4 separate regions of the Mus musculus genome follow, and regions 1, 2 and 4 are each linked to region 3. A link is a loop called in an ENCODE intact Hi-C map of the cell type or tissue named here. Cell type or tissue: left cerebral cortex. All regions are shown on one strand. Each heading gives the region's core, and the rest is flanking DNA. Links, peaks and the distances in the headings are about the cores only. Region 1 has its middle 23 kb from the start of Apol7d. Region 2 overlaps Abca12 (ATP-binding cassette, sub-family A (ABC1), member 12). Region 3 holds the start of Gm4319 (predicted gene 4319). Region 4 overlaps Spag16 (sperm associated antigen 16).

Region 1 (8,040 bases), core at 1,172-6,171, 450 kb after region 3:
CCAAATCAGGGGGACGATCTTTATAGGGATCTACAGCTTGGATAAAAATCCATTAATCTGATGCTTAAAATGGAGAGATGAAACCCGAGGCTCTTGAGACTGACTTCATTAGAACTCTCCTGATTGACATATTAGAAATGCAAACTCAATTGTGCTTAAACAAAATATAATAATTTGTTAAGTCATTAAGTTAGACGTCCAGAGAATGATTTTTTTTTCCAAGCTGGCTGGGTGTAGAACTCAGAGGACATATTTAGACCTGAGACTCTCTAATTTACAGTTGGGTTTTTGTCTAGACCCTCTTAGGCCAGGTTCTTCATGGTCAGAGGCAAGGTATCTCCCAATAGCCTGTCCCTACATTGTTTCATCTTAGCAATCCCACATAAAAGTCAAATTGGTTTTTTTAATTTCAGAAAAATCTGCAGGATTCAGTGGCCTACTGTAGATTTGAGCCTGTTTGTGATCAAATGACAAGAACTAGGGAACTACAATGGTCTGATGGTCCAGTCTGAATCCAATTCCCACCCTTAGGTCAGCGATCCCTGAGCTCATGTATGTAATGAGAAGAATGAATGGCTCTTTACATAGAAACTGTGATGTTCCCTGTCAGGAACAGGTCATATAGTGGAAACAGGAGGTGATATCTAATGGGTTAGTAGTTGACTACATTTTTTTGTTTGTTTGTTTGTTTTTTTCAAAGATTGAACCCAGGCCTTGTACATGTGAAGGAAGCATTTGTCCACTGAGCTATATCCCTAGCATACTGTCTGCTTATAGATCTCCTACCCAAGACCAGCTCTTGACTGGTTCTCCTTACAGAAGCAATATATGCAACAAAGTTGTTAGTAGAATGGACTCATGGGATAGGGAAAGCTACAGTTTGCCTTTATCTAAATGAGATTTTTTTCTCACTCATCTGACTAGATGTGACTTACTCTTTGGCTATTACTCTTTTCAGCTGAGATTATGCTGGAAGGAGATGACCAAGGCATCTAGGCCACCAGTGATGATGGAAGGTTTAGTAGTCTTGCTTGTCAACCTGACTGGTCTGAGAGATTTCTAATAGAACACACCTCTAGAGTTGTCTGTGCTGTGATGGTGTCTTCAGAGACAATCAGATCATTAGGGCTATCATCCCTTAATCAACCATAATATTGATGGAGAAAGCTGTTCTCGGGGACTAAATCTTGCTTTCACTACTTTTTCTCTGCTTCATGGCTGCCATGATGTGAACTGCTTTGATCCAACATGTCCCCCCTTGACTATAATGAGATGGATCCTGTGGTGGGTTGAATATGCTTGGCCCAGGGAGTGGCACTATTAGGAGGTGTGGCTTTGTTGGAGTGGGTGTGGTTTTGTTGGAGGAAGTGTGTGTGTCACTATGGGGGTGGGCTTTGGAGGTCTCCTCCTATGCTCAGTCTCCACTAATTATGGAAGAGAGCTGCCTTAGGATGTTAGTCTTCTGCTTGTCTTTGGAACAAGATATAGAACTCTCAGCTCCTTTTCTAAGACCATATCTGCCTGCCCGCTGCCATGCTTCCTGCTATGATAATAATGGACCAAACCTCTGAAACTGCAAGCCAGCTCCAATGAATTGTTTGCCTTTATAAGAGTTGCTTGAGTCATGGTATCTTTTCACAGAAATGAGACCCTAGCTAAGAAACTCATGGATGAAGACAGACCTTGAGAAAATGCAAGCTAAGATGAACTATTTCTCTCTTAAATCAGGTATTTTGGTCAGAGTAAAGAAGAGCTAATGAATATAGAAAGTACATGCAGAGTTCCTCCTTACTCTCTATAAATGTTCAAAAACATTTACATCAGGAACAAGCCTGCTCGTTTGTTTATCTGATACAACTGTTGGTGCAGCATGGTCTGCTCATTGCTTTGTTCTTTTTGTTGTTGGTGTTTGTTTTTAGTCTTTGAAAAGATGGGACTGTACAAACTCAGTGTTGATCAAAGGGAAAAACACAAGAATTGTCATTCTCTATTTAAATTAAGGGATATAATCGGCATCTTGTTGCAACAAAATAAAAGTGTCTAATTGTTGAATGTAATATCATTTAGGCTCACAGCGGTTCTCAACCTTCCTAATGCTGTGAACCTTTGATACAGTCCCTCCTGTTGTGGAGACCCCCAACCATCAGATTATTCTCCTGGCTACTTCATAACAGTGACTTTGCTACTGTTATGAATTGTAATGTAAATATCTGTGTTTTCTGATCATCTTAGGCAGCCTCTGTGAAAGGGTCATTCAGTGGTCCCCAAAGAGATTGTGACCCATAGGTCAAGATGCACTAATTTAGGATAAATACTCTTCACTGCTTATAAAAATCAATTAGACTTCATCCAACTTATGCCTTAACTCCTATATAAACCTTGGATACTCTGCTTGTGTCAATTGCTTCCATCTTCTTCCTCTCACCTCTTTTTGTTCCTCCAGGAATGTTTCATTTATTGAGTTGTTACTATGTACCCACTGTGTTAAATGGTTTTCACAAATTATCTTATATATTCAACTCAGGACCCTAAAGATGCTATTACTTTTGCAGAAGCACAAAGAAGCTAAGAAGCTTTATCCAATGACATATAACAAATTAGTAAGTGTAGCTTCGAACCCACTGTGACTCTTGAGCCCATGTTCCCAACTATCTTGGCACAATCTCTTGTGGCACTTTTGATTCTGCTTTTGTGTACAGAAAAGGGATTTTTGGAAATGCAACTAATCTTACAAATGTGATCAGTCATCAATTGATTTTGAGTTCATTACAATGCAGATGTGTAATTGAGCCAATATTAACTATTACATGAGTCCTTTAAAAGGCTGGTGGCAAAGGAAAAGTCAGAGATTCAAAGCACAACATTTCAGTATATCGTTTCTTGTTGAACCACATGCAAGGTCCAGAGAGCTGCTTCTAGCTTCTCTGAATGACCTCTGGCAGTAGGCAAAAGAAGCTGACTCTGCCTACAACCTGAAAGAGGTTAGAAGCAGACTCCTCACTAGAGCCCAACACAGCCTAGACTTCAGTCTTCCATGACCCTAATCAGAAAACTCAGTCAAGCCTACCCAGACTTCTGACCTACTGAACTATAAGATTAAAAAAAAGAGAGAGAGAGAAAGAAAAAAATTTGTTTTAAGTTGTTAAGTTTGTAGCAATTTGTCATATAGCTATAGAAAATTTATATGAGATCTTTTGTTGTTAAAGTCGGCTAAGCCATGTGAAATGGCTAATATCGACTGCTGTGATCTGCAAAAGAAATTATTATTTTTTAGGTTCCATGTAATATTATCTGGGGGTGGGCTGGTGAGATGGCTCAGTGGTTAACAGCACTGACTTCTCTTCTGGAGGTCATGAGTTCAAATCCCAGCAACCATATGGTGACTCACACAACCATCCATAATGAGAAAACAAATAAAAAACCTAAAACCTATGGGCCTGAGCAAGAGGGAAAAGGGAAGGGGTGGAAAAATATTATCTGGGGGTGTCCAATATAATATTGTTTCCTTAATGCAGTGTCATAGACTTAACATCTTAGGAAGACATCAGAAATGTCTATGGACTTATTCAATTCGTTGTCTTTTACTCCCAAGAATGTATGCACCAAAAACTGTGCTGACAGTCCATCCATCCATCACACAGCACAGCTACTGTCCTCTGGTCCTTATCATAGTGCCTATTATGGTCTGGGTTTGTTCTCACAGAACTACTAGAGAGAAAAGATATTTTTTCAGTTTAGACTATAGGTCAGGGCTTTAAAATTCTCATTGTCAAACAAAAGAGCAGTTGGAAGGAAAAAAGGAAGGAAGGAAGGAAGGACATGAGCAAGCAAGCCAACAAGTAGTTAAGAAGTATGGGAAGTTCTCAGGCACAGAAATACAACCCAGTTGATGAGATGGGAATTCAAGCCATCTTCTCAAAACAGCTCATTCAAACCAGGAAGACGCTGGGTGTGGTGATGAACAGCAGTAATTCCACTGCTAGGAGACAGAGACAGGATTCTGAGTTCAAGGCCAGCCTGGTTTACGTAGCAAATTCCAGGCCAGCTAAGTCAATCTGGTGAGACGCTGTTTCAAAAAACAAGTGAAAACAAAAATAAGACATAAATCCTTAGCTGTGCAAGAACTCAGCAGTTGTGTTTTTGTTATAAAACATTTTTTAAAGTTATTTAATTTTTACAATGAAGATCAAAAGCTGAATTCAACACAAGTAGGTGGAAATTTTGACCCCAGGGATATGGCTTTGAGGCAGTCAAAACCAAACAGCTCCTCCTAGTTGTCATGGAGGGGATGACACTATCAACTCAAGAGTTTCTGCGGAGTCTAACTAAAAGACGTTAAGAGCCAGTCACAAGTTCTGACCACTGTCACTTGAAGGGCTGTACATGAAGGTTACCTCATCCATGCAGGCAACCAGAAGCTATAGTTGATTCAAAAATTATGGCCAGTTCACTACATCCAGTCAACTTAGTAACTATTCATTGTTTTCTTCTAAGCTCTGCCCCACAGTTACTGGCAGCAGTCAGGTGTGCCTGACTCACTATAAAAGGGGCTGTTTGCCCTCTCTTCACTCTCTTATTCTCTTGCTCTTTTACCCTCTTCCCCACCTCTGTTCCTTCTTTCTCCCCATTCTCCTCCCAACTCTTTCTACTTGCTAGCCTCCCCTCCTCCTCCTCTTCCTCTTTCTCTCTCTCTTTCTCTCTCATCCTCTCATCTTTACTCCCTTCCCAACTCCCCTCCCCATACCCTAAATAAACTCTATTTCATATTATATGCTATGTGTCTATGGCTGGTCCCTCAGGGGGAAGGGATGCCTCAGCTTGGGCCAGCAGAGGAACCCCCTTCCCCTGTACCATAGTGCATCTCTACCAAACATATCCCTAGATTCTTTCTCTTTTTTTTATAAACCACAACACTTACAACTACCTTTGCTTATTAATAGTAGAGTCTATTCTTGGAGCGACTTTTGTTCACAGATTTCCTTTAGTAAGTTTTAGAATCAGCCAAATCCTTTTCCCAATTAAATCTGAACCTTATGTTGTACTGTTTAAAGAACAGCTAGCAAAGGGATACGAGCATAATATTCATTCGGAATGCATGCAAAGAGCTTTTAGAAATATGTATAGAAAAGAGATGGTTGTCAAGTACTCAACTTTGTAAGAACGTACTCCAAGTGTGTGCCTCTCTTTCGAATACATCTTATCACAAGCAGATCCACGCTGTATAGTTAGCTTATTCTACTAAGAAGAGAAATGAAACATTTTCAAAGGTTTACTTCATTAAGAGATCCAGTTCCCCTTATAGAGTATTAGACTTGAAAGAGACATGGAAGTCGCTCAATATAACTCAAGCATGAATATGTTCCCCTTAGGCAACATCACCAAACACTTTTATGGCTTTTGTTTAACCACAATAGTACACATCAGCCTGAATAGCTCTTGCGGTTAGAATGCTGTTCACCCTTACGCTGAAATAAGATGCCCATTTGTATAATTGCTATCTACTGTCATGGAAGTCAAACTGCACTAGAGAGCATAGCTGCTTTGCTCTCCTCTTGCCAGTTATTATTTAGTTATAGGTCTTTAAGTCACTGAAAACTCTCATCCTATACAATTACATTCTATATTGCTCATCGGTTTGGAGGTCCAGAGAAGCAGTTCCTAGGAACCGGATTTTAATTCTCAGATGGCTCAGTAGACTCCACAGCTACAGTGAAGGTTAAATTAACATCGATGGTCTACTTGTCAGGATCTGGAATCATCCAGGAGACAAGTCTCAGAACAAGCCTGTGAGAGATTACCTAAATTAAGTTATTTTAATGAGGTGGGAAGGCTCATAGGGAGCGTGCATGCATACTTGCATGTGTGTGTGTGTGTGTGTGTGTGTGTGTGTGTGTGTGTGTGTGTGTGAGAGAGAGAGAGAGAGAGAGAGAGAGAGAGAGAGAGAGAGAGAGAGGGTGCATGACAGCATTCTATAGGCTGAGGTACCACACTACATACAATGAAAGAGCAAGCATCCATCTCCCTCTGCTTCCTGACTGTATGTGCACTAAGACCAGCTGCTGCACACTCCTGTTGCCATGGCTTCCCTTCAAGACAGACTACACCCTGGGAAACAAAAGGCATCCTTCCTTAAGTGGCTTTTGTCCCGGTATTTTCTCACAAGACAACTTGTTAAGTCTCAAACAAATGGCTGAGAAGCCTATTTAACATACCAAAGCCGACATAGCCCCCAGGTTCTCAAGGAATCCCTCAGCCTCTGCCTGGCATACCCCACCCCCCTACCCTTAAACCCAGGGTCTGGGCTGCCCTTCCCCCAGCTGCCCTTCCCTATATTATCCAGCCACTCTCTGGGTCAGTGTCTTGGTCCAGGCTGCCCTTCTTGATTGGCAGCTCCTCTCCCCTCCATGTGCCCTCCCCACCCCCTTCTCGGGACCCAGCTTAGTCTGATCCTGTCTACTCTAGACTCTCCCAGATGTGTCTGCCTCTGGCTCTGCTCTCCCTTTCTCCTCCACCACACCTAGGAGTAGTCACGTCTTTTCCTTTTTTTCTTTCTTTCTTTTGTTTTTCATTCACAAATAAGTAGTACAGTTGTTTCTAAAGTTTCTTCTTAAACAACTACCATAGATTCAGATTACAGAAATGAGCTATACTTTTTTGGAAGTGCTTTTTGTTTTAAATTCCTCCAGATATAAATGTTAAAGCTAAAATGTCAAAGTATGCAACAGTAATATTAACATAGCAATCCTGGAGGTAAATGTTAAACACATGCACACACGTCTTTGCAAAGAGCACCTGCAGATGTAAAACCAAGAGTGGCTTTTGTTATAGACAAACCTACTTGAAAAGTAACATAAAATCACTTTATATAACATATCTTGGCATTTTTCTTTTTTAATTTGCAAAAAACAAACAAACAAACATACCCACCACCACCAACAACAACAAAAACAACAAACCAGTGTATTTCTGGAGAACACGGCTAGTAGTTGTTATGTCTGTGTACTTTGAGTGATCATATTTCTCTTGCTTCTGGTGATTTTCTGTGAGCAGGTCCTATATGTCTCCTGGCCCATTTTCTCACACTGTCTGTTCTCTGGGAAAGTGAAGAGACGTATCAGATTTATAGATTTGGAAAGCACTACAGAACAAGCCCGCTCATTTGCACTGTCTTTCTCTACCTAGGTTGGAGGTATTGCTCACTGGGATCTTCGTTGCCTTTCTCTTCATTCACAGAATTGGCCTTGCTTGCAGGACTATGTGTTCTGTGGGGCCACGACTACCCAACAAGCTATGGAATAAGCAGGTGGGACACCCAAGGTCATGCCCTTCACTCAGACTTGTTTTATTCCCTCAGGGAGCCACTTTCTCTTCCTTGGGCCCCACCCTTCCTTCTCTTGGAACTCCTCCCAGAATGTGCTGTTTTAGGTGGTACATCCTTCAACTCCCTGGATGCCAAAGTGGGAAAACAATGAAAATATGGTTCATTTACAGAGGTATGTGGTAGGGAGGAACAATCAAACCTCTTTCTGCTGGCTAAAGATAAAGTTTCAGCTGGAAACTAAAACAAATTTAGGCTATGAACCACATTTCTTGTTAAGGAGTATGCTCCAACATCCCAGTTATGTTCAAAATGTGTGCATAACTTGCTAAACACGTGTTTAGCAAGAATAAATGTACTATTATTCTATTTTTGAAGATTTAAACACACACACATACACACACAGAAGTTACAATGGTCAAGAGTTGGGGTGGTTGTTTTTGGTTCTGAACTTTTAGGTTTTTGAGAAAGGGTCTCTCTACATAGCCCTGGCTCTCCTGGAATTCACTATGGAGACCAGGTTAGCCATGAACTCACAGAGAACAGCCTGCCTCTATCTCTTGAATAATACTGTCATTAAAGGTGTGCACCACCATGCTCAGCTCTCCTGAATCTTTTATTTTTAATTGTGTAAAGTTTGAGCCCAAGGAATAAAATAATCTCATTCAGTACAGTTGGATGACAGATATACAGATGGAGGAACTAAGATTTAGAAATAATCA
Region 2 (8,040 bases), core at 1,850-6,849, 830 kb after region 3:
GGTTTAAACAAAACTTAAATTTATAATTGGTAGTGATTATCAATATTCAACCAATAAATATTTTAGTATATTCTCATTTAAGACTGTATCACCTGAAATAAATTTCAGAACACTTTCAGGTCCTGATATCATTTAATTTGAATCTTCACACTCTATTACTCTGTAATTTCCTACCTTATAAATTTCTGAGCAACATTTAATAAGCTTAGGCATATATTTTGGATTGTTAAAAGGCATGCTCCAAGTATTTCCTCTTTCTCTCTCTCTCTTTCTGTCTCTGTCTCTGCCCTCCTCTCTCTCTGTCTCTCTGTCTCTCTCTCATTGTAGTATTTTTAGCAAGGGACTTAAGTATTTTAAAATAGACTTAGAGAGTGAGCTCTGTCTTTCCTATATGTCTAACGGGTTGAGCATTTTGAGGCCTTCCAGGTGAGATGTGCTGGAACAATCACCACTGTTCATTTTCTTCTCAGAGCCTGCTGTCCCCGACAGCATTCAGCTATGCAAGCCAATATATTGCACGGTATGAAGAACAAGGCGTTGGTACGTTCAATTTCTTTAAAATAGGGTTTTATCTCTAAGTGTGATGTGTGCCAAGGAAGAGTAAACACCTGTGTTCAATTTCTAGGTCTTCAGTGGGAAAATATGTACAAATCCCCTGTTCAGGATGACACCACCTCATTTGGCTGGCTGTGCTGTCTAATCCTAGCAGACTCCTTCATTTATTTCTTTATTGCTTGGTACGTCAGGAATGTTTTCCCAGGTAGGAACCTGCACACATGCTTCTTGTGGTTGTCATTGCTGTAAGTCAGCTAATACACATGCACTAGTAGTTGGCTGGCCAGACTAATCTGTGGAATGGTATAATAATATAAATAACCTGAATTAACCAAATTGTTCAGGTTAAATTTGTCGCTGTGTCTCTTGTCTCACTGTCCTTTTAAAAACAAGTAAATTCAAAATTGTGGGATAGTATCAGGTCCAATCAGTCTTTGCAAATAGAAGCAAAACCTGTGTCTCTTAATGTTATGGATAATGAAATGCATCCTACGACATAGACTGGCCTCTGTCTTTGGATCTCAAGCAGTTATCCTTTCTAACACGTTTAGGTGTTTTCCCACTAAGTGTTATTGATATGTGTGCATTTTCAGTGCACGGGTGAATAAGTTCTATGCTTTCATTTGCACAAAATGTTTATTTAAAAAGTGACTGTCTTGAGACAAAGCATATCAGTGCTGGTGTGGGCCTTGGGGTAGGACCCAACGAATATGGAAAGGAACCCTGTGAGAAAGCTGTGGAGATACAGAAGTAGTTTAACACTAGACCATGGTGGTGATGCTTGCTTTTGTAAATGAACAAAAATTATTCAACTGCACTCTTTAAAATGGGCCAATTTATAACTGTAGTGCACTGACATGGCTTTATCAAAGAGATGATCTTTTTGGCATTAGTTTGTAAACTGAACTTACCCTTTGAAGTTATTTAGTATTACACAAAATGAAGTCATTTTCTGAACCATTCAGGGTTTCATTGTTTAGTTAGTAATCACTCTTTTTCATGTATTCTCATTACAGGGACATATGGAATGGCAGCTCCATGGTATTTTCCCATCCTTCCTTCCTATTGGAAAGAGCGCTTTGGATGCGCAGAGGTGAAGCATGAGAAAAGCAATGGCTTAATGTTTACTAATATCATGATGCAGAACACCAACCCTTCTGCCAGTAAGACAAGTAGGTCAATAGCATGTACTATTATAACAGAAATTATACTAAAATTACATAACTAGTGGGTTTAGGTACATTTTTCTAAATGAAATTATTATCGTCCCTTTAGTCATGGGTGAGTATGTCTACACATATGTGTTTACATCCTTACAGGGACTGAATTGTGCCTTCTTCTGGGCTCATTAGCTCAGTTGGTTAGCATATGCTGCCAATTAAGCCAAAACTGTACATCCCTTTGTGGTCCAGTTAGACTCACGCAGAGAAAAATGTTGTTCCTTGCCCACAGTCCGCATCCCTTACTCTGGCCATCTGCTGCCAGTCATGGGAGTAACCAAGAAACAAAAATGGGTAATGTAGCATAACTCACAGCTGGTGTGAGAAAAAGAGTGCCTTGCTGGTGACCTGGGGTGATGCTATTGTCTCTATAAAGACCCCCTGTGCAAGTGGTGTTGTGGTGATGCCTGAAAGGAAAATTATCTGCATTCTGTAAGCCATAGACCCGAGAAAACTGTGCTACTGTAAAACCACAACTTGGAAACATTTATTTCATAAATTGATAATATCCTTCCCAATCAGAGAACAAACCTTCTGGGTTATCTTTTGAATATTTAAGATCTGCTGGGGAGGGGAAAAAAGAGACTTTAAAATTATGATACTGCATTCGGGAACTGCTCGTTCCAACAGAGAAGGCTGATACAATAAACCCTAGAGAATGTGGTTTTGTAGTCCTGCTCATTGTGTAAGCAGGTCAGAAGGAAGCTAGAGAATGTAATAAATCAGTTGCTTCTGAACTCTTTAAACTTAAAGATCACATTTATATAATCTCCAGTTTTTTAAGGAAAGTCTAACACAGCTCTATTAATTCCTTAAGAGCTTACAACTCTTCTCTTGGTCACTCTAGGTCCTGACTGTGCATTTCCCTCCAACATTGAACCTGAACCTAAAGATCTCCAAGTTGGAGTTGCCCTTCATGGGGTCACAAAGATCTATGGCTCAAAAACAGCTGTTGAGAACCTCAATCTGAACTTCTACGAAGGGCACATTACATCACTGTTGGGGCCAAACGGAGCTGGCAAAACCACAACAATGTATGTTATTTTTCAACTAAATGTCAAAGAAGGATATTATTAATGAACAATAGCTTTTTAAAGAATAAGGACTTAAACAAAGAAGAAAGCAGAGCTATTATGACCTATGGTTCATATGGTTCAGCTTGCCCAGGAATGAAATGAAATCTATCCCAGCGATTCCACACTGAGCTCTAAGTCCATCTTAGGCCAGCACGGGAGAGGTTTATTTGCTGCATTTAGTTCTGGCTTCGCCTATGTGCCTTAAAATGTTTAATTCAGTATAGTTTTGAGATAATAGTAAGTATACTTGGCATGTCTTAGATCAGTGGCTCTCCATATTCCTAATGCTATGACCTTTTTATACATTTCTTTATGTTGTAGTGACTCCCCCCACACCATAAAATTATTTCATTGCTACTTCATAACTGTAATCTTGGTACTGTTATGAATCGTAATATAAATATTACATATGCAGGATATCTGGTATGCATCCCCCAAAGGGGTCGAGACCCACAGGTTGAGAATCACTGTCGAGCACAGCGCACTCTGCAGCACAGAGGTGCATGTCGAGACAGGAGCTGTTGGTAGGGTTCGCTAGTACCATTCTGTTCAAACCACACGTGCTCTCTGGCTCATCCCTGGTCTTGGATCTGTACTGCTACATTGGTTAGTATGTCCATCTTTATTTGTATTTCTACCCAGGCCAGGGATGAGTCTGAGTTTGCTCACCCTAGCCTGAACACAGAGCACCCTCTGTCCTGCCACAGGAAGCATTCGCCTTGATTCATGGAGAAACAAAGAACCCCCAGCATCATATAGTCAAGGTCCAAAGCAGCACATGAGCTGTTCTGTCTCTCAACTGACTGTCCTGTGTCAAGATAAAGGGAGGATTGGGATGCCAGGATTCTTAGGTTATTTCACAGTTTGAATGTTTGCTTTGATGTGGAGCCTCCAGGGTTCTGCCAGTGCATATTTGCCATCAGTGTTAAGATGCTGTTAGACTCAAGCCCTTAAGGACATGTCTCACTTTGTCCGCATTCTGTTTTTAATCATCTTGAGTAGGCTCAGTGACTGCTCAAATGCTGGCACCAATATATTTTTCTAAATACCTAGAGACAAATGAAGGTCGTGATAAGAGTAAACATGCAGCCACTTATTTGTACAACCCATTAAAAGCCAGGGTTGGCGCTCTAGAACGGAACACTTATAAAGTACATTTTTCAATAGGAAATAAGAGGCCAGGGGAGAAAAGAGAGAGCGAAGGTGTTTGATGAGGTTACAACTTCAGCTGAGAATGCCCTATTTTATTGGCCTATATATATAAACCTTTAAATATCAAGAAGAAACGTGTTATTTGTATTTTAATGGATGGTATGAGGAAATTACACACTATCTTGATTCATTATTTAGGACTATGAGAGACTGGTGAGAAATCTGGTCCTTCTCTAGACCTTCTGTGGATTATGTTCTAATGGGGAGGAGATGGTTTCTAAATAACTTCCAATTGATTAATCACTTGAAAGGTGTTGAGAGTTTTCTAGGTCAAAATATTTTGGCCATTATACAGAGAATGGCTCTGTGGAGACCAAAAGAGGTAGGAGGATCAGGAAGCAGGTGTGCGGTGATGTGATGGCTGCTGCCCCCTGGTGGTAGCACATGTTGATGGTACGACCAAGAGACAAAGATGCAAACATGACTTCTGAAATACGGTTTTGTCTCCAAAATAGCTAGACTAGAGGCACACGCCATTATGCCTGGCTCAATATTGTTTTTAAATGTATTTGGTGCATTAAAGTTGCATTTTAATTTTTGAACTCCATTTCGAAAAGAAAAAAAAATATTTTGAAGACTTTCGAAAGAAAGAAAGAAACAAAGGAAGAGGGAGGGAGGGAGGAAGGAAGAAAGGAAGGTAGGAGGGGAGAAAGAAAGAAAGAAAGAAAGAAAGAAAGAAAGAAAGAAGGGAAGGGAAGGTAAGGGAAGGGAAGGGAAGGGGGAAGGAAGGAAGAAAGAAAGAAAGAAAGAGAGAGAGAGAGAGAGAGAGAGAGAGAGAGAGAGAAGGAAATATAGTTTTGTGCAAACAGTATATTAATTTATCAGCAAATGATAGAGGCAAAAGCGTTTAGTACCATGGGCAGACCATACTTAGTTTGAGGACCTCGTAAGGCGTCTTATGAAGGTGAAGCATTGTCTGTTGGATTCACAGCACACATCTGGGTGTAAGTGATAGCATCTAGTCCGGAGACATAAATTGGAGATTTGCCAGTATATAAATAGGATTCCAAGGAAACACAGTAACTCTCAAGGAGAGAGTGTCCCTTCAACTGGAAAGGCCCCTCAGCTTTAACACCATTACCACCACCACCACCACCACCACCATGTAGTATTCACACAACAGCGAAAACAACTGAAAGCTTAAAAGTCAGTCCCATTTCTTTCATTTCTTCTTAATGTGTTTTTCTTTCACAGCTTGACTTCGTTTGAGGAGAGGCATTGCAAACCCCCTCTCCTTTGGTCAGCATATGAGTTACGCTTAGTCTTGCTGTCTAGCTTGAGTGATTGGTCCATATCTAATTTCTCACATCCTCATTTCCAGCTCCATGCTGACTGGGCTGTTTGGTGCCACAGCGGGTACCATTTTTGTATACGGAAAAGATATCAAGACAGACCTGAATACTGTTCGGAAAAACATGGGGGTCTGCATGCAACATGACGTCTTGTTCAGTTACCTAACCACCAAGGAACACCTTCTCCTGTATGGCTCCATCAAAGTTCCTCACTGGACCAAAACACAGCTCCATGAGGAGGTTAAAAGGTGAGTTAGTCCAGAAATAAGAACACAACTGGCTAAGCTCTTCCAAGGACATATACCATGTTGGGCAAGTTCTGGTAGCAATAATGATGGGAAGCATTTTGCTTTGCTTCCTACCTCTCTGATAACATACACATTTAGCATTATTATCCTCTCCAGACAGTCATACACGCACTGTTCAACTCTGCCCTGGTGCCTTGTATGTTGACCCAGATCTTTTGTTTTCACTTCTGCCTGGGCACGACATCTCATAGCCTCTTAAATGGACTTCCTGCTACTGCTCTCCCCAGTCATGGATTCTTATCAGCGAGTTGTCAGAGTGAGCTTTGTCAATGGCAAATCAGACCATGTCATTCCTGCCACCACTTGAGTGGCTTTTGCCACACTTAGTATGACATCCCATAATGTCATTAGCAAGGCCTACCAGACCACACAAAACATGCCCTCCATCCCACATCTGACTACATTGTTTCCCATTCTCTATTTACTCTGGTCTGGGAATATAAGCTACTCATACACTTGATTATTCACAACTGATTTCTGCCACAAGTCCTTTTGTTTGTTTTTCTTAACTTACCATATGTTTCCTGAGAGCCATTTGGACACTCCTGGCCAAATGAACACTTTCCAGTCATTGCTCATCTGACTTTTTAGTTTATTAATTGTGTGCTGATTACCACTTGTTATATTATAAATATTCTTGAGATTATGCTTATCATAGGAATTTCTTCACCCTCTGCACACATGTGCAAACAATCTCTTTATGAAAAAGATATCTTTCTATTCGTTGCTCTTTTCTATGACATAATCTGATACAAAAGTACAATGTTCTAACTATCTGTCAAACAAGTGGACTATATACTCTCTTGTGGTTTTTCTTTTCTTTTTTTTTAATTAGGTATTTTCTTTATTTACATTTCAAATGTTATCCCCTTTCCTAGTTTCACCTCCGAAAATCCCCTAACCTCTCTTCCCTCCCCCTGCTCCCCAACCCACCCACTCCTGCTTCCTGGCATTCCCCTATACTGGGCCATAGAACCTTCACAGGACCAAGGGCCTCTCCTCCCATTGATGACCGACTAGGCCATCCTTTGCTACATATGTAGCTAGAGCCACGAGTCCCTCTATGTGTTTTCTTTGATGGGTGGTTCAGTCCCAGGGAGCTCTGGGGTTACTGGTTAGTTCATATTGCTGTTAGTAATTGTTAGTTCACTCAGGATGATGCCCTCCAGGTCCATCCATTTGCCTAGGAATTTCAAAAATTCATTCTTTTTAATAGCTGAGTAGTACTTCATTGTGTAGATGTACCACATTTTCTGTATCCATTCCTCTGTTGAGGGGCATCTGGGTTCTTTCCAGCTTCTGTCTATTATAAATAAGGCTGCTATGAACATAGTGGAGCATGTGTCCTTCTTACCGGTTGGGACATCTTCTGGATATATGCCCAGGAGAGGTATTGCTGGATCCTCCGGTAGTACTATGTTCAATTTTCTGAGGAACCGCCAGACTGATTTCCAGAGTGGTTGTACAAGCTTGCAATCCCACCAACAATGGAGGAGTGTTCCCCTTTCTCCACATCCTCGCCAGCATCTGCTGTCACCTGAATTTTTTATCTTAGCCATTCAGACTGGTGTGAGGTGGAATCTCAGGGTTGTTTTGATTTGCATTTCCCTGATGATTAAGGATGTTGAACATTTTTTCAGGTGCTTCTCTGCCATTCGGTAATTGTTAGTTCATATTGTTGTAGTAATTATTTTTGTGACAATAATTAGATGACAAATGACAATAAACCGTATCATGTTTTCGGGAACTGTATTGCACCTCACTGAAGACGTATCCACTGATTGTGAACACAATAGCACCATTCACTATTTTTTTCTTGAAGGACTTTAAAAGACACTGGACTGTATAGTCATCGCCATAAGAGAGTTGGAACGTTGTCGGGAGGAATGAAGAGGAAGTTGTCCATATCCATAGCTCTCATCGGTGGCTCCAGGGTAGTGATTTTGGATGAACCATCCACGGGCGTTGACCCATGTTCTCGCCGAAGCATATGGGATGTCATATCCAAGAACAAAACTGGTATGAATCATTTTCCTAACTCTTCCATGGCACAGTCATAACTCGACCCTCAGGGCTCCCCAAATTCAAGTTGAAGCTTTTCTGTATATAACACCTTCTAAATATCTGAGGTGAGATCATTTTTTTCCTAAGATTTCTCAGTGAAATTTCTGGGTCAATTAGTTAATACATATCCAGGACTCACTGTGAGTTAAATTTATCGAGCCTTATTGAGAGCCTACAGGAGTCTGCCTAGAGAAGCATGGAATCTAATTAGAGATACCAAACGTACACAAATAAAAATAAACCAAAAACACACCAAATAAGTGCTAACAGGATGTGAAGCAGAGAAGTAATCAGACTGGAGTGGATTAATCAG
Region 3 (8,040 bases), core at 1,572-6,571:
ATTAGTTTTGTTATCTAAAAGATTTCCTGTTTATATTACTCATGTTAGAGCCCATTCAGGCCTACCTGGCCCCATGGCTCTAAAAAATGATTTGGCAGATAAGGCCACTAAAGTGGTGGCTGCTGCCCTATCATCCCCGGTAGAGGCTGCAAGAAATTTTCATAACAATTTTCATGTGACGGCTAAAACATTACACAGTCGTTTCTCCTTGACAAGAAAAGAAGCCCGTGACATTGTTACTCAATGTCAAAGCTGCTGTGAGTTCTTGCCAGTTCCTCATGTGGGAATTAACCCACGCGGTATTCGACCTCTACAGGTCTGGCAAATGGATGTTACACATGTTTCTTCCTTTGGAAAACTTCAATATCTCCATGTGTCCATTGACACATGTTCTGGCATCATGTTTGCTTCTCCGTTAACCGGAGAAAAAGCCTCACATGTGATTCAACATTGCCTTGAGGCATGGAGTGCTTGGGGGAAACCCAAACTCCTTAAGACTGATAATGGACCAGCTTATACATCTCAAAAATTCCAGCAGTTCTGCCGTCAGATGGACGTGACCCACCTGACTGGACTTCCATACAACCCTCAAGGACAGGGTATTGTTGAGCGTGCGCATCGCACCCTCAAATCCTATCTATTAAAACAGAAGAGGGGAATCGAGGAGGCTTTACCCCGAGTACCAAGAGTGTCTGTGTCTATGGCACTCTTTACACTCAATTTTTTAAATATTGATGCTCATGGCCATACTGCGGCTGAACGTCATTGTTCAGAGCCAGATAGGCCCAATGAGATGGTTAAATGGAAAAATGTCCTTAATAATAAATGGTATGGCCCGGATCCTATTTTGATAAGATCCAGGGGAGCTATTTGTGTTTTCCCACAAAATGAAGACAACCCATTTTGGATACCAGAAAGACTCACCCAAAAAAATCCAGACTGACCAAGAGAATACTGATGTCCCTCGTCTTGGTGATGTCCAGGGCGTCAATAATAAAGAGAGAGCAGCGTTGGGGGATAATGTCGACATTTCCACTCCCAATGCCGGTGATGTATAATGCTCAAGTATTCCCCTGCTTTTTTACCACTAACTAGGAACTGGGTTTGGCCTTGATTCAGACAGCCTTGGCTCTGTCTAGACAGGTCCAGACGACTGACACCATTAACACTTTGTCAGCCTCAGTGACTACAGTCATAGATAAACAGGCCTCAGCTAATGTCAAGATACAGGGTGGTCTCATGCTGGTTAATCAACTCATAGATCTTGTCCAGAAACAACTAGATGTATTATGGCAAATAGCTCAGCTGGGATGTGAACAAAAGTTTCCGGGATTGTGTGTTACTTCCATTCAGTATGAGAAATTTACTAGGGCAGCTAATTTGTTAAAAAGTCTTTCTCAGTATATGTTACAGAATTGGACGGCTGAATTTGAACAGATCCTTCGGGAATTGAGACTTCAGGTCAACTCCACGCGCTTGGACCTGTCCCTGACCAAAGGATTACCCAATTGGATCTCCTCAGCATTTTCCTTCTTTAAAGAATGGGTGGGATTGATATTATTTGGAGATACACTTTGCTGTGGATTAGTGTTGCTTCTTTGGTTGGTCTGTAAGCTTAAGGCCCAAACTAGGAGAGACAAGGTGGTTATTGCCCAGGCGCTTGCAGCTCTAGAACATGGTGCTTCCCCTGATTTATGGTTATCTATGCTTAAGCAATAGGTCGCTGGCCACTCAGCTCTTGCACACCACGAGGCTAGTCTCATTGCACAGGACAGAGTGAGTGTGCTTCAGCAGCCCGAGAGAGTTGCACGGCTAAGCACTGCAGTAGAAGGGCTCTGCGGCACATATGAGCCTATTCTAGGGAGACATGTCATCTTTCAAGAAGGTTGAGTGTCCAAGTGTCCTTCTCTCCAGGTAAAACGACACGAGAGCAGGTCAGGGTTGCTCTGGGTAAAAGCCTGTGAGCCTAAGAGCTAATCCTGTACATGGCTCCTTTACCTGCACACTGGGGATTTGACCTCTATCTCCACTCTCATTAATATGGGTGGCCTATTGCTCTTATTAATAGAAAAGGGGGAACTGTGGGAAGCCGCCCCCACATTCGCCGTCACAAGATGGCGCTGACAGCTGTGTTCTAAGTGGTAAACAAATAATCTGCGCATGTGCCAAGGGTATTTCTCCACCCCATGTACTCTGCCTTCCCCGTGGCAACAACTCGGCCATGGGCTGCAGCCAATCAGGGAGTGATACGTCCTAGGCGAAGGATAACTCTCCTAAATAGGGACGGGGTTTCGCTTTCGTTTTTGGGTTTGAGTTTTGCACTCTTGCTCCTGAAGATGTAAGCAATAAAGTTTTGCCGCAGAAGATTCTGGTTTGTTGTGTCTTTCCTGGCCGGTCGTGAGAACGCGTGTAAGACACATTTATCGTCTTTCTTCTTGGTTTTAGAATATCTTCATGTATCAAGTGTAAACATTAGGTTTATTTATACTCCAGTACATATTATATGTGTAGTCTAAAGGCAGCTAATACTTTAAAAAAATAATATTTATTTACTTATTAGTTATATATGTAAGTAGCTGTCTTCAGACTCACCAGAAGAGGGCGTCAGATCCCATTATGGATGGTTGTGAGCCACTGTGTGGTTGCTGGGATTTGAACTCAGGACCTTTGGAAGAGCAGTCTTTAAGTGCTCTTACCCACTGAGCCATCTTGCCAGCCCCTAATGCATTTTTGTTTTCTTTAAACTCCAGCCCTAGAGGATCCCACAGTGTCTTCTGACATCTTTGGGCACTAGGCAAGCACATGGCACACAGACATGCAGGCAAAACACCATGCGCATAAAATAAATTTAAAACGTATTTTCATTCTATATGTATGAATCTTTTCCCTGTACGTATGTTAGTGTAATGTATGGTACCTGAAGAGAGACCCTGGAACTGGAATTACTGACAGTTGTAAGCCATCATGTGGATGCTGCCATCATGCAGAGTTCTTTGCAAGAGCAGCAAATCTCTTACCTGCCGGGCCGTTTCTCCAGCCACTGATTTTTTTTTTTAAATTTTTGAGACAAGATCTTGGTAGGTAATTTAGATTGGCCAGTTAGCCCAGGTTGGCCTCAAATGTGAAGATCTTTCTGCCTCTTATTCTTATGTTTCTTTTTTATTATGAATGTTTAATCCATGCTAATAAGCACCCGTGTCTGTTTGCTGGGTATATCTCCTTTAAAAGCACATGAATAATAACATTGTACCTTCAGGTTATAAAAGTGAAATGAATCTAAAGAACTCAACAGTAGGACCATTATCAGGGGCTAGCAGCTTCCTTTGCTAAGCATGTATCTCATTTTATTTTGTGTTTGAGACCAAGTATTCTGCCTAGACTGGTCTTGAACTTGTGAGCTCAAGTGGTCCTCTCACCTCTCAGCCTCCAAGCAGCTGGGACTTCCAGTGTCCACTGTCACATCTGACTAGGCACTTATCTCTTGGAGTACCTACTGTGTGTGGCTGTACTAGTCGTGAAAATAAAACAGTCTCTGGTCTTACGGAATCTATATCATTACTACCGTCATTATTGTTAATCTAATTTGAATTATTTTGGTTGTGAGCCTAGCCCTTAATGTCTGAGCCATCTCTCCAGACCTAATTTGTGTTATTTTTGAAGAAAGCAATGAGGTATTGTTTAAGAACGGATAGCGATCATATTTTTATTTTATCTGGAAAAGCAGGCTCAAAATTTTAGTTTTGTTTTCGTTCCTTTGCAGGAGTAGATAGTCACCTCTAAAGACCCGTTAGGATCGGAGCCTGTTGACGTCCCCTCAGCCCCAGACCTTTTTTTCCCCTTTCCCACAGCCCTGCACTGTTGTTCCCCCCCGCAGAGCTCAGTCCGCGCTGCCTGCTCACAGGCTTCAGTGATGAATTCTGCTGTGAGCACCGTTTTCAGTAGAATTGCCTACATAATCAGAAATTATTATCGATGTTCTCAACTGTTTACTAATGTGGCAGTGAGTATGATTTGTGCTCTAATGCTCCCCCCCCCCCCCAAAGCCCATTTACGTTGTAAATGTAGCTCTGCGCTGACTCCCGAGTTCACCGTGCTAACCGCAGCTCGGAGGACGGCCAGCAGATGGCAGCAGAGACTCATGGATGTGCTTCCTCACCTAGGAGTCAGCGCTCTTGCAAAAGGCTTTTCAACTGTGCAGACTCTAAAACCGAACGTATCCCCCACCCCTTATAAACATCTCAGACATGTATACGACCATCTCTGTATGTTTAACAGACCAGGAACTCTCTACCCCTCCACCCGAGGCATGTTAAGTGATCTGTCTGGTACTGTGTGTGACCAAGTTTGCTTATAGAGGTCACATATCCCTTCAGAGATGCCAGGACATTGTTGCTGATTGACCCATAATATTAGCTTGGCAGTGATTAACAAGAAGGTAAGATGGTCCCTCCCTTGCTGGGGGTGGTTTTCAGCATTCATATTCATAGGTGTGTTGACAGTTTGTAAATGAATTTTGTTTCCTTGCCTTTTTTTTTTTTTTTTTTTTTTCCTCTGCAAGGGTTACTGGGATATAGGCTTGTTGCCCAGGTAGAAGTGAAGACCCTCTCTACTGTCCCTGTGGTTTCTCTACAGGGTCTTCTTGAAAAAATACTGTTTATGCTGCTTGATCCACAGAATGCAGGCCACTCCATGCCCTGTGTGGATTTTCCAGCCAGTTTGACGGGCAGGGAAATTTGCAGGTTCATAGAAATTCACAATAAAGCGTATTTTCTAGTGTCAGCTCTCAGATAAGCCAAAGTTTCAAAGGCAGCAAGGGGTGTCGTGGCAACTATGTGGATCTGCTCCGGTAAATGGTGGCATCTCCTGTGCTGGACCTGGTTCTGTAAGTTTCAGGGCCAGGGAAAAATGAGACAGAACAGCTTCCCAAGTTATTGGGCCTTCAAGATGGTGACAACAGAGGATTATATCAAGTCTAATCTTCTGAGGAGAGCCACAAGTGACAGTACAGGTTTAGTGTCAATGAAATCAGTTTTCTCTTTCCTCTGCCCCCTTTCTCTGTGTATGTGTGTATGAGAAAAGAGGGTGGGGCCGGGGTAGTAGGAGATGATCTTTCTTTTCCTTTTCTTTTTAAAGATCTATCTATCTATCTATCTATCTATCTATCTATCTATCTATCTATCTATCTATTTATTTTATGTATATGAGCACACTGTAGCTGTACAGATGGTTGTGAGCCTTCATGTGGTTGTTAGGAACTGAATTGAATTTTTAGGACCTCTGCTTGCTCTGTCCGCCCCACTCGCTCTGGCCGGCTCCACTCTCTCAATCCCTGCTTGCTCCGGCCCAAAGATTCATCTATTATGCACTGTAAGTACACTGTAGCTGTCTTCAGACACACCAGAAGAGGACATCAGATCTCATTACGGGTGGTTGTAAGTCACGGTGTGGTTGCTGGGATTTGAACTCAGGACCTTCGGAAAAGCAGTGAGTGTGCTCTTACCTGCTGAGCCATCTCGCCAGCCCTGAGGATTTTTCAAAATTCTGCTTTTGTTGTATATACTCTGAATGGCAGCAATTTCTAGCTTTAGCATTATTGGCATTCTAGAACAGGATTCTTCATTGCGGGCCGTGATCGGTGGTCCCTTCGGATGTGCTCAGCGGCGTCATCGATGTTCGCTGCATCCTAGTTGCCAGCTCCCAGTCTGCCACGGCTGCTGTGAAAATCAAGACATATCCTTTAGACACTGTCAAATATCCCGGTGGGACAAGATCTCCCTGATTGATGTCCCCTGCTTTAAGGTTTAGAACACTTCCAAGGACAGCTTCATCTCCTCTCTCGCTTCCACCCTGCAGGGCATAAGGAAAATAATAAAGGCCCGTAGGGGTGGAATTCCAAACATCCACCGCGGGCAGATCTATCTGTGGAGTTTAAGGCGCACCCTGACATTCTGCACATGCTCCGTTTGTCCCAGTTGCCTTGCGCGGATATACTTTCCTCGCGATGTCTGTTCTCTGAGCTCTGAAAATGTATCCTTTAATCTCGGGCTCAGAAAACCCCTTGACTGTGGAAGGAGACACCAAAGGCCTTCCAGTGACAGGCAGGGAGAGGGCGGTTTGGATTACTAATTTGCTTTCACTTCTTAGCCTGTTTTTCCTTCCCAGGGCTGTTCCTCTGTAGACCTTGAGTATGAATAATTCCGGGTAGCCTGAGGGGAGAAGCAGGAGGCCGCCTTGTAGGGCTGTTTGTACTGTAATGAAATAGAAAGTTTAAAAGCCTAAGTGAAGCCTGTGCGTTTGGAAATGGCGGGAGGTCCAGCATGCGCTTTAAAAATTACTCAGAAAACTGACAAACTCTTGAAGGTGGGGAGAGAAATTGCCTACTTCACTTTTGGAAGATGTCCCTCCCCACCCGGGGTTGAACAGCCCCCACACATTGAGCCGGAGCACAGGGCGTCCCAACCAATTAAATACTCATGGAGATGCACTCTTAACTCTATATTTGAGTTGTCAACGGGAAGGCCAGACTAAGCACGAGGTTGTCTAGGAACTTGCTAGCCAGCTGTTTGAGAGATCTGAGAGCTACTATTTTGTACGCAGATAGATACCGGACTGAGGAAAGTTGTTCAAATTACGTGACAAAGAGGTCCAGGCTTAGAGATTTGAGTGCTCTGTGGGGTCCTTAGTAGGGCTAACTAGCTGGAGCTCCTTCTTGTCAGCAGCCTTGAAGATGGACAGGTTATTATTATTATTATTATTATTATTATTATTATTATTATTAAAATTAAAGTGTTGCATAGTCACACTGAATTAATTGTAGCTATTCACTGGTGAGGGTTGGGGGTGGTCCCTTCAAGGGTGTGAGCTCTTTGATGAGAATGGACTCCTAGCAAATAGAGCAATGTAAACACAACTTGCTTTAAGCCAAGAAAGAGATGGGGACAAAGCCTAGAGTAGGTCAATTAAAATCACCACATTAATGAAAAGGCAAACTGATAACGTATAGTTTTAGTAAAACAAGAAAAACAATGCACAGTGGCAGAGAAGTTTTGCTTCCTAGTCTTTCCACTTTCTTTCTTAAAAAACAAAAAACAAAAGCAAAAAACAAAAGCAAAAACCAAAAAGCAAAAACCAAAAAACAAAAACACCCTCTCAAAACAAGCAAGCAAACAAAACCATACAACAACAACATCAAACAAAACAAAACACCCTAAATAGTGACTGGAGAGTTGGCTTAGTGGTTAAAGCTTTTGTTGTTCTTGCAGAGGACTTGGGGTTTGACCCACCACCCAGTGGAGATTCACAGTCATCTGTAACTCCAGTTCTAGGATGCCTGACACCCTCTTCTGACCACAGAGGGCATCAGGCATAGAAGTGGTACACAGACAAAACACCCATATAAAACATAAAAATGAAAAAGACTGAAAAATCAGCTGTGTGGTGGTGGGGCACACTTTTAATCCCAGCACGTGGGAGGCAGAGACAGTCGGATGTTTGTGAACTCAAGGTCAGCCTGGTCTTCAGAGTGAGGTCCAGGACAGTCAGGGCTACATAGAGAAAACTCTGTCTCGGAAAACAAAAACAACAAAAGTTTTATGTGGCATTTATTTAGATGTCTGTGTGTCTGTATGTGCATATGTGTGAATGCTTGTTCCTGTGTATGCATGGACCCAGAAGAGGACATCAAGTGACCTCCTCGATCACCATCGGCCCATTCCTTTGACACAGGGTCTCTTCCAACCTAGGGCTTGCATTTTCTCAGCTAGATGAGAAGCCCTCGAGCTCCAGTGATCCTTTTGTCTCTGCCCTCCCTTCAGTTATCCCTGGAATTATTGGTATTTGCAGGACTCCCAGCTTGTTGCATGGGTGCCTGTATTCAAACTCTGGTTCTCAGGATTGACCAGCAAGTATTCTGCACTATTCCTCTAGATCACCCTTTTGTCTGGTTCTCAAGGGGGGTTCTTTGCTTTTGGAATTAACGCAGCACATTGGTGTTTCAATCTGTTGAATGTCCATAGAGCGACAGAGAGCCTTATTTTTCTC
Region 4 (8,040 bases), core at 1,520-6,519, 1.9 Mb after region 3:
AGCTGTAAGAAAAATTAATACAATAGAAGATTCCTAAAATATGTACATATAGAAAGGCAATCTAAATGAAGTCACCAAGTAATGGGGAGCCAGAGTCCCAACTGACTATCTCTTATCACCAAATGATGCTTTCAGTACCAGCATTGGATTACATATAATTGAGTTGTTAGCCAAAGGGTATTCCATGGGAATCCCCAAAAATCCAGGCAGTTGTGATGGCTATAGATTATTCTCCATAAATCCACAGCAAGACCTCATTGACAAAACAATTTCACAATTCATGGAACACGAGAAGTTAAGCTGCTGCCTACATACAGCTGTCATCCCTACCATCTAGCATCATTCAAACAAGAAGGTACTCTGATTGATAGCAAAAGAGATAGTAAAAACCAAGCCAGGCACAAAGCCTCTGATAGACAATGATGTCGGGCCTATGAGATACTCTACTACTGCAATGGTAGCCCAACACTTGGGGGGGGGGGTAACCAACCTATATATGATTTTACGTAAAGCCCTCCTGATGAGACAAAAGCTGTACCAGACAGTTCTTACATGATCAAGGAAATGAGACTAGATAGCCCAAGTACTTAGTGTAAAGCCAACTACTACTGTTGTTAAAAAAAAAAAAAAAAAAAACAGCAATAAAGCCACTCCTATTGACACTCTGCTATTAGCATAGATCAGTGCCTTGTACATCCCTCACCAGACAGGGTTCCTTCTGCAGCAGATGGGAGCAAATTCGGAGTTCCACAAAGGCAATGGAGAGAGAGAGAGAGAGAGAGAGAGAGACAGACAGACAGACAGACAGACAGACAGACCTTGGAACACTTCATCTTTAAATGGGATGTTTCCATCACATCCCTTTCCCCAGAGCTCAGGAACCCCACAGAAGAGGTGGGAACACAAGGATAGATGTGACTCAGACCTTGTATTTAATGAGCTTATGACATTCCTAGGGTTTGCTATTTTCTTACCAGAAGAAAAAAGAAGTCCAGTAGGCTTGAAAACAGTATAGTTTTTGAGAAAACTGGGCCTACATTAGGATCTTGAGGAAAAGAGCAATAATGAAATTTAGTAATATTCCCCTTGTGCATCAGACTGTGCCAAGTGCTGTGCATAGATCAGGACTATTTCCCCATGCAACAGTCCTGAGAATTTATGAGACAACTTATCCCCGCTCTCAGACATGAGTGTAGACTCTCACAGATGAAGAAAAGTGACAGGCCAGGCTCTTGTCATCTTTACACCAAAAATATGTCTGACTCGAAGACTGCATCAGTAAGCAACCAGATTTAGTGACTTAGTGAAGAAAATCCTCAAGGCTTTCTCTCTGCTACATATAACATTTTACTATTAAATAATTAACAGTAGCAGTTACAGCAGACACGGCATTCCACTTGACACATACCACAAAGATTTATTTATCTTGACCATATCACAATCTACTGCAGAAGGAAGTTAGGCCACTTTGTGCTTCAGTTGCCAAAGCTGGAAGTCACCCTTCCATTTGGATTTCACTGATCTTAACTCAGTCATATGCTCTCCATTCAACCACAGGGGTACAGTGGGATCAACTGTCCTGTGTATAAATGAGGAAGTTTCACTGGGGAAACACAGAGTTCTCCTCATTTGCACTTGCAATTCATGACACACATCAGATACTCGCTCCTCAAGTGCTAACTGCTATCAACATTTAAGCCCAGTCTTCCAGAACAGATGGATCTAAAGGCTTACTCTCCAATTGAATTTCCTTCTGCAATACTGATTGAATATTAAAAAAACAACTAATACATACATATAGTGTGAGTGAATAAAGCATACTGTGTCTGATAATTAAATAACTCAAGATGACCTACTTTCTAAAAATATGCATGAGTTAATTTTTACAATGTTGACTCTTCAGGAATATCATTTTTAATGGGCAGTGGGAATATGTGAAATATTTTTCTCATAGCTTTACTCTCATGCGTTACTTTTAAGACCTGACAACAATAATATTTAAAGTACATTATTGTCCCCTGTGCTAAGTCTGTTCACATAAACGTGACAAATCTTACCAAGAACAGAAGTAAAACACACATTTTTTTTCAGATAATATAGAGTGGAATGGAATTGTTTTATAAGTGAATGTCAAAATAATCTTTTCAATAATCTGCTGGGGGCTTTGGATTGGGGCAGCATCTGTCGGTGAAGACAGAGCAGGATTCCACGGCTCTAGGTAGGTGTCGAATCCATGTGCTTGCAAAGTTGGACTCTTGGTTTTATACTTTCACCAAATACAAAAGTTACCCTGCGTTATTTTGTAAAGTAACAAAGTGATATACTTATCTAGTGTTGGGCCCCATTTTGGCCCTGGTTTGGGCCTTGAGGACAAACCTAAGCCTGGCTTGAGTGGTCATTTCTGTATCAGGATGACTCAGCAAGACCTGTTTGGCCCTTCTTCTGCCCTGCCGTTGCTGATGTAGAGCTTTGCCATTGGCCCTGTCAGTCATTCCATACCCTCCGTCACCCTTTCCTGTTTCCTACGTCATCTTATCCCACCAAAAATCCCCCTCCCCATGTCCCCAACTTATGTCATCGAGAGGCTGATGCCATGAAGTTCAGTTTCTGTGTGTTTCTTTTGGGCCATCAACACGTGCCATCCCGCTCAGCCCGGGAGAGACAGGGACCTCTCTCTTCTTGTCTGAAGTTGGCAATCTAGCATCCTTCAGACTATGGTCTCAAGCACTATTTAAATAGCCGAGTAGGCAATTTACACAGAGGCAAGTTACTATGGGATATTAAACATAGGGCCATTTATCCTTAATTCATAAATCAGCGCATACGGGCAGGATGCCGTAAGCTCCGTTTCTGCCTCAGGCAGTGGACGCAGAAGAAAATGTAGTGTCGTGAAATTGTTTAAGCCACTAATCCCACTGCTTTTATTTATAGAGAGCTATGGGGAGATGCATTGCTGTTTCTCACAATGAGCATTAAATATTCGGCAGAACATCCCAAAGCCGGACACCTTGTTTACATTCAGAACTACACGGATGGTAGCCAACGGTGTCCTGCTAAAGGTCATGGTCAACTAAGAACATCAGTAGCCTGCTAATACACTGCATCTGCAGACGGCTGCAATCCTGCATTCCAGTAGCCCAGGGCTGCAATAAAGGGGGCACTGATAGGGCAGGCTCTACACGTTAACTTCCTAAAACATAGGCGCTAGGGCTCTGCCATGGGCACCTGTATTGTCCGCAGTTGGGGGAAGGTAGGAAGGAAATAGGCGGATCCTCTGGGCCAGCCTCTCCAGCCAGAACACCAGGAAGCTTCAAGCTCAATCTTAAGGAAACAAGGCAGAGAACAGAGAGCAATCAAGGAAGGCATCGAACACTGAAAAGCAATTCTGTAGATGTTAAAGGGTTTCTAAATATAACCTAAATCTAAAGAAAAGAAGATGCAGAATCCTCTCTGTGTGTAAAATTTATTTTTAAAAGTCATGAATTTGGCAAACTCTTAAAAATAATATATGCATCTTAAGACTTAAGAATAGCTGCATAGCATACATTTAAAAAAAAACGGTTATTGTGTTCCTTTGTTTCTCAGCTTGTGACTCCCTGTTTAATTTGGGGAAAGCTGGGGCTTCACACCAGCTTCCGGGTGGTGAATGATGTATAACTCAGACATTACAATGGGTTCTCTCCTTCTCAGCACCGCATTGACGTGCAGGACCCAGGGTGATGGCTGAGCTAAATTCTCGAGTCCAATCAAGAAATACAGGTTAGAGAAGCTAACCATTACTCATTAAGCATACAGTTGCCAGGTGATAACATTCGTGTAGTTGATAGAGCACATGTCCCCGAAATCAACTTACAAAAGAGACATCTTCATAACTAACATGCCATAGTCAAGAAACCCAGTAAGGTGAACAGCAGCTGTATCAAGGATTCTAATATGTGCACCTGAAATGGTGGCTCTGAATGGCTTCGAGGTGTAACCTCTAGTTCCCACTGGAGTGAGGTTACATTCCCACCTCCTGGTATCATCCATTTCTCTCCTTCAATAGTGTAAAGACGGTTCAGTGCACGTTCCTCTCATCTTTCCACTCATTCATCATTTTCAGCAACTGATGAATTACTTTCCACAGCCAATTCATCAGTCTTCCGAGTAAATGCAAAGGGTTTTTTTCCCTTATCGATGCACGATCGCCATCTAGTGGTAACCGTGAGGTAACATCGGGATATTCTCTAAAATGAGTTACCTATGTTTTTTTCCCCCCAAGTTTTCAACAGGAATCCCACTAAGGCACTTATGGAAAGTACAGTCATACAGAGCCAATTTAATGTAAGGAATATCTGGCAATGATGAGTGTGGGAATAATAATATCTTGACTTGATAAAGACTAAAGCTTGGCTGGTGTGTGTGTGTGTGTGTGTGTGTGTGTGTGTGTGCAAGCATAAGGACCTGAGTTCAGATCTCGAGGCTCCAGGGAAAAGCTGGGGCATTGCCATGGGTACTTGCATTGTCTGAGGGGCCAACCTCTCCAGCCAAAACACTGGGAAGCTTAGTGTTAAAGGAACAGGCAGAAGGCAGAGAGTAATCAAGGAAGGCACCCAACATTTTCCTCTGGCTTCCCATGCAAATGACTTCATGTACCTGCACATAGACGAGCACGCCACCTGCCACCCCATGCGCAAGCCCAAACACACTCAAATTGCCCACAAAGAAGAAAAATCTAATTATTTAGTAAATAATAGTTAAGGAAAAACAAATGCAGCCAACATGTATGGAATAAACCATACCTGGAGATTAGCTTTCACTACACCTTGAAACCTTGAAAATCAGAACAAGCAGTTGCTTGCTTCAGTTTCAACTTGATGATTGTCTATGATTTTACCCTTTGACTATACGCTGCTGCAGTCACTCAGTTTTGGATTCACAGCGTCCGATGGTCATCATTTCTGACAGTTTCAACACCTGCTTCTGTTGTCATTTCAACACAAGGTTTGGGAGATTTGTGCAAACATGTGTAGTTTGGGAGGCTGAAGGGCTTGGGCCTATGTAATCATCTAAAGTGTGTTTCAATATCTATGATCTCGTAACATATAAAGGTCTTTAATGTTGGCTTCTCTGCATTCTCCCTGTCTTTCAAACATGTGCGTCTTGTTTTCTCTAGAAGCAAATTCCCTGACAGGTTATTTAATATCAACTTATTAATTCTAAACACATATGCTATTGAATATAACACACATATATGAAACAATAATGGTTAAAGAATAAGAGATCATGAATTTAGAGGGCATGAATAAGAGGGCAGAGGAGGAAGCCGGGCGGTGGTGGTGCACGCCTTTAATCACAGCACTTGGGAAGCAGAGGCAGGTGGGTTTCTGGGTTCGAGGACAGCCTGGTCTACAAAGTGAGTTCCAGGACAGCCAGGGCTATACAAAGAAACCCTGTCTCGGAAAAACAACAATCAATCAATCAAACAAACAAGCAAACAAAAATTAAGAGGGCAGAGGAGGGATAGATATGTTATAAATATAGTACTCATGTATGAAGTTATCAAAAAATAAAAATTTTAAATAAAAAAATCATGAATGTCCTAAAGCTTTTAATATGCCCAATTAATGAAGTAGAAGGTCAATCTACTATACTATTTGAATATATTTAATGTTATTAATTCCTCTACTTGGTGTAATTTTGATTACTTTACAGACTATATCTCCAAGGTTTTAGTATTTTAGTCTAATGGCTATGAATTTAGTCATTAGTGAGTCTTCTTTGAAGGTCTTCTGTCTGCTCTATTTTTGACTCTATTATTTGAAACTTCAGGAGACATTATTTATTTTATTTGTAGCGCTCCTCTGCCTAGTGCTAACACTGTGAAATCTGTTACACTGTTTATGTGTTTGAGATGTTTGCTGTCAATTTAGGAACAGGAAACAAAGACAAACTTTGGATAGTCAGGTGAACTGTCATACTAAATGGGAGGGCACTGTGGAGGCTGGAAGAGGCTATCAGATCCCCTGAAGATGGAGTTTGAAGCAGTTATAGCCCACTTGACATGGGTGCTGGGAACCAAACCAGTAAGCACCCTTAACTGCTGACCCATCTTTCCAGCCCCAGTGTCTGAAAAATTTTTGGGTTAAGTCAGTGTGCTAGAATAAAAGTAGGCCCTGCTATTTACTGCTCTTGGCTGTCACAAGAACTTGGCTCTACGATCCTATTTCTCAAGATACCACAAACATAATAGGACTTGATTCTCATGTTGGTGTTGGCCTGGAAGCTTCCTCCTTGTTGGAAATCATGAAGACGGTTGTAGGAGGAAATCTTCAGCAGGATTACCCAGCTGTGAAAGGTGTGAACTACAGTAAGGACCAGTGTGGCAACTAGACCCACACGTGCAACAGTGGTTCAAATGTTATGGAAAAACCAACTGTTCTCTGATGGGATTCCAAGTTCACTCCAGAGGAAGACATCCATGCTTAGTAGTGTAGATCTGATCAAGAACTCAAGGGTTGGAAACTCATAGGACTAAGGGGTAAACCTGCTACTAATTCTGCTAAATGGACAGCATATCAAAATACTCTTTACGTTTCTATCATTGTACCATAACATATTATATCCTTCCAACCTCATTAGATAATGTCCCTTTGCAGTCAATTGTGGTTAACAGAGAAATGCGTGATTGATCAAGATGCAGATAATAAGTGTTAGTGGGATGTTCAGTCACAAACAGGACAACTTCATCACAGCCAAGACTGAATAAGATAATTATGGGATCCAGAGGCCATGGAGGACAAGGACCAGGGTGAAATGTTGTCTTCTTGGTGTGACAGGACAGCTGCACTTGTGCATTTACAGCTGCGTGAGACCTGCACACAATCAACCCAATCACTATTCTAGCACGAGGGGTCCTAAACCTCCAACCATAACTAAGGATAAAGTGACAGTCCGTGGCTACTCTGGAAGAGTCAGTTTTATTCAAAGTGAGGCCCCTGGTAGAGAAATTACACTCCAGTGGACTGGCCCATATTTGTGTCTATAAGAGCAGGGCAAACTGCATTCTGGGGTAATATTAGAAACACAACAGGAAGCTGAAATTGGAAAGGGAGGTAGAGGTGTACCTAGAAGAAGGTTTAGAAAAGAGTTGATTCATCCTATAATTATGTTTTGTAAAGTAGCTCTGAAGTGGGCTAAGAATGTATCCAGCAGAAAGCTGTAGAAGCCAATTGAAAAGAGCAACACACATTGATTAGAAAATTTACAAGTTCATTTTTATATAGCTAGAACAGGATGGAAGCCAATGCTAAGACATTCTTCACCCCAGGTCTTGTCTACAGAAGAGAACACAACCACAGCTGGCCGTGAGAAACAGGACGAGTGCAATCCTTCCCTGATCGACTCCATCAGGTCAGGCTGTACTACAATAGAATGGTTAAAACAAATTTGTTAAAATTTGGTCATTTTTGTACACGTATATAATGACTTTAAGTCTTCTGTGTGTGTGGGTTGTTTTGGTGGGTTTTTGTTTTGTTGTTGTTGTTGATGGTGATGTTGATGATGGTTTGTTTGTTTGTTTGTTTTGTGTGTTTCGTGATAGGGTTTCTCTGTGTAGCCCTGGCTGTCCTGGAACTCACTCTGTAGACCAGGCTGGCCTCAAACTCAGAAATCTGCCTGCCTCTGCCTCCTGAGTGCTGGGATTAAAGGCATGCGCCACCATGCCTGGCACTTTAAGTCATTTTTGTCACATGCTATCTCCCACTAAGACCTTTCTTCTTCCCAACAAGTTATATGAGTGTACACACACACACACACACACACACACACACACACACACACACAGAGAGAGAGAGTATTATCAACAAGATATTTTTTTCATAGACTAAATTAAGCAGGAAAAGTGAAAAACCAAATGTCACAAATTTTACATCTCAGAAATCACGAATCTCTATATCTGTTTTTTACATGCATACAATCTCCAGTGGTAATGGACATATATTAAGTACTATAAAATGTTGGAGTTCTAAACTATAAACTTTTTTAGAATTCATCTCTACC

The links. Hi-C counts contacts between places; a loop is a spot of excess contacts. Peaks named below come from ENCODE experiments on the same cell type or tissue, not always from the same donor. Only the 100,000 strongest peaks of a DNase experiment are listed, where the experiment ranks them.
Region 1: it touches region 3 in a loop (2.9-fold over the local background); 10 of 42 quality-filtered maps call a loop at or near these places.
Region 2: it touches region 3 in a loop (4-fold over the local background); 27 of 42 quality-filtered maps call a loop at or near these places.
Region 4: it touches region 3 in a loop (3-fold over the local background); 9 of 42 quality-filtered maps call a loop at or near these places.

The regions. Positions count from the first base shown.
Region 1 is chr1:71,671,846-71,679,885 of GRCm38, reverse strand. It overlaps Gm46094. Among named protein-coding and RNA genes, the nearest start is that of Apol7d, 23 kb to the right of the region's middle. In left cerebral cortex, for the core only: a CTCF peak has its summit at 4,270; no DNase peak of the experiment used is centred there.
Region 2 is chr1:71,286,101-71,294,140 of GRCm38, reverse strand. It overlaps Abca12 (ATP-binding cassette, sub-family A (ABC1), member 12), which reads left to right. Exons shown (of 53, transcript NM_175210.3): 25 at 471-540; 26 at 626-760; 27 at 1,572-1,727; 28 at 2,623-2,809; 29 at 5,385-5,603; 30 at 7,486-7,682. Among named protein-coding and RNA genes, the nearest start is that of Gm39659, 37 kb to the left of the region's middle. In left cerebral cortex, for the core only: a CTCF peak has its summit at 4,434 (motif pointing left); a DNase peak (open chromatin) is centred at 4,438.
Region 3 is chr1:72,119,932-72,127,971 of GRCm38, reverse strand. It overlaps Gm4319 (predicted gene 4319), which reads left to right and starts at 4,214. Exons shown (of 3, transcript NR_166632.1): 1 at 4,214-4,435. In left cerebral cortex, for the core only: CTCF peaks have their summits at 2,594 (motif pointing right), 3,910 and 4,122 (motif pointing right); a DNase peak (open chromatin) is centred at 4,133; H3K4me3 peaks cover 352 bases.
Region 4 is chr1:70,266,475-70,274,514 of GRCm38, reverse strand. The region is part of intron 12 of Spag16 (sperm associated antigen 16); the gene reads right to left. Among named protein-coding and RNA genes, the nearest start is that of Gm23879, 320 kb to the right of the region's middle. In left cerebral cortex, for the core only: a CTCF peak has its summit at 4,195 (motif pointing left); DNase peaks (open chromatin) are centred at 3,019 and 4,169.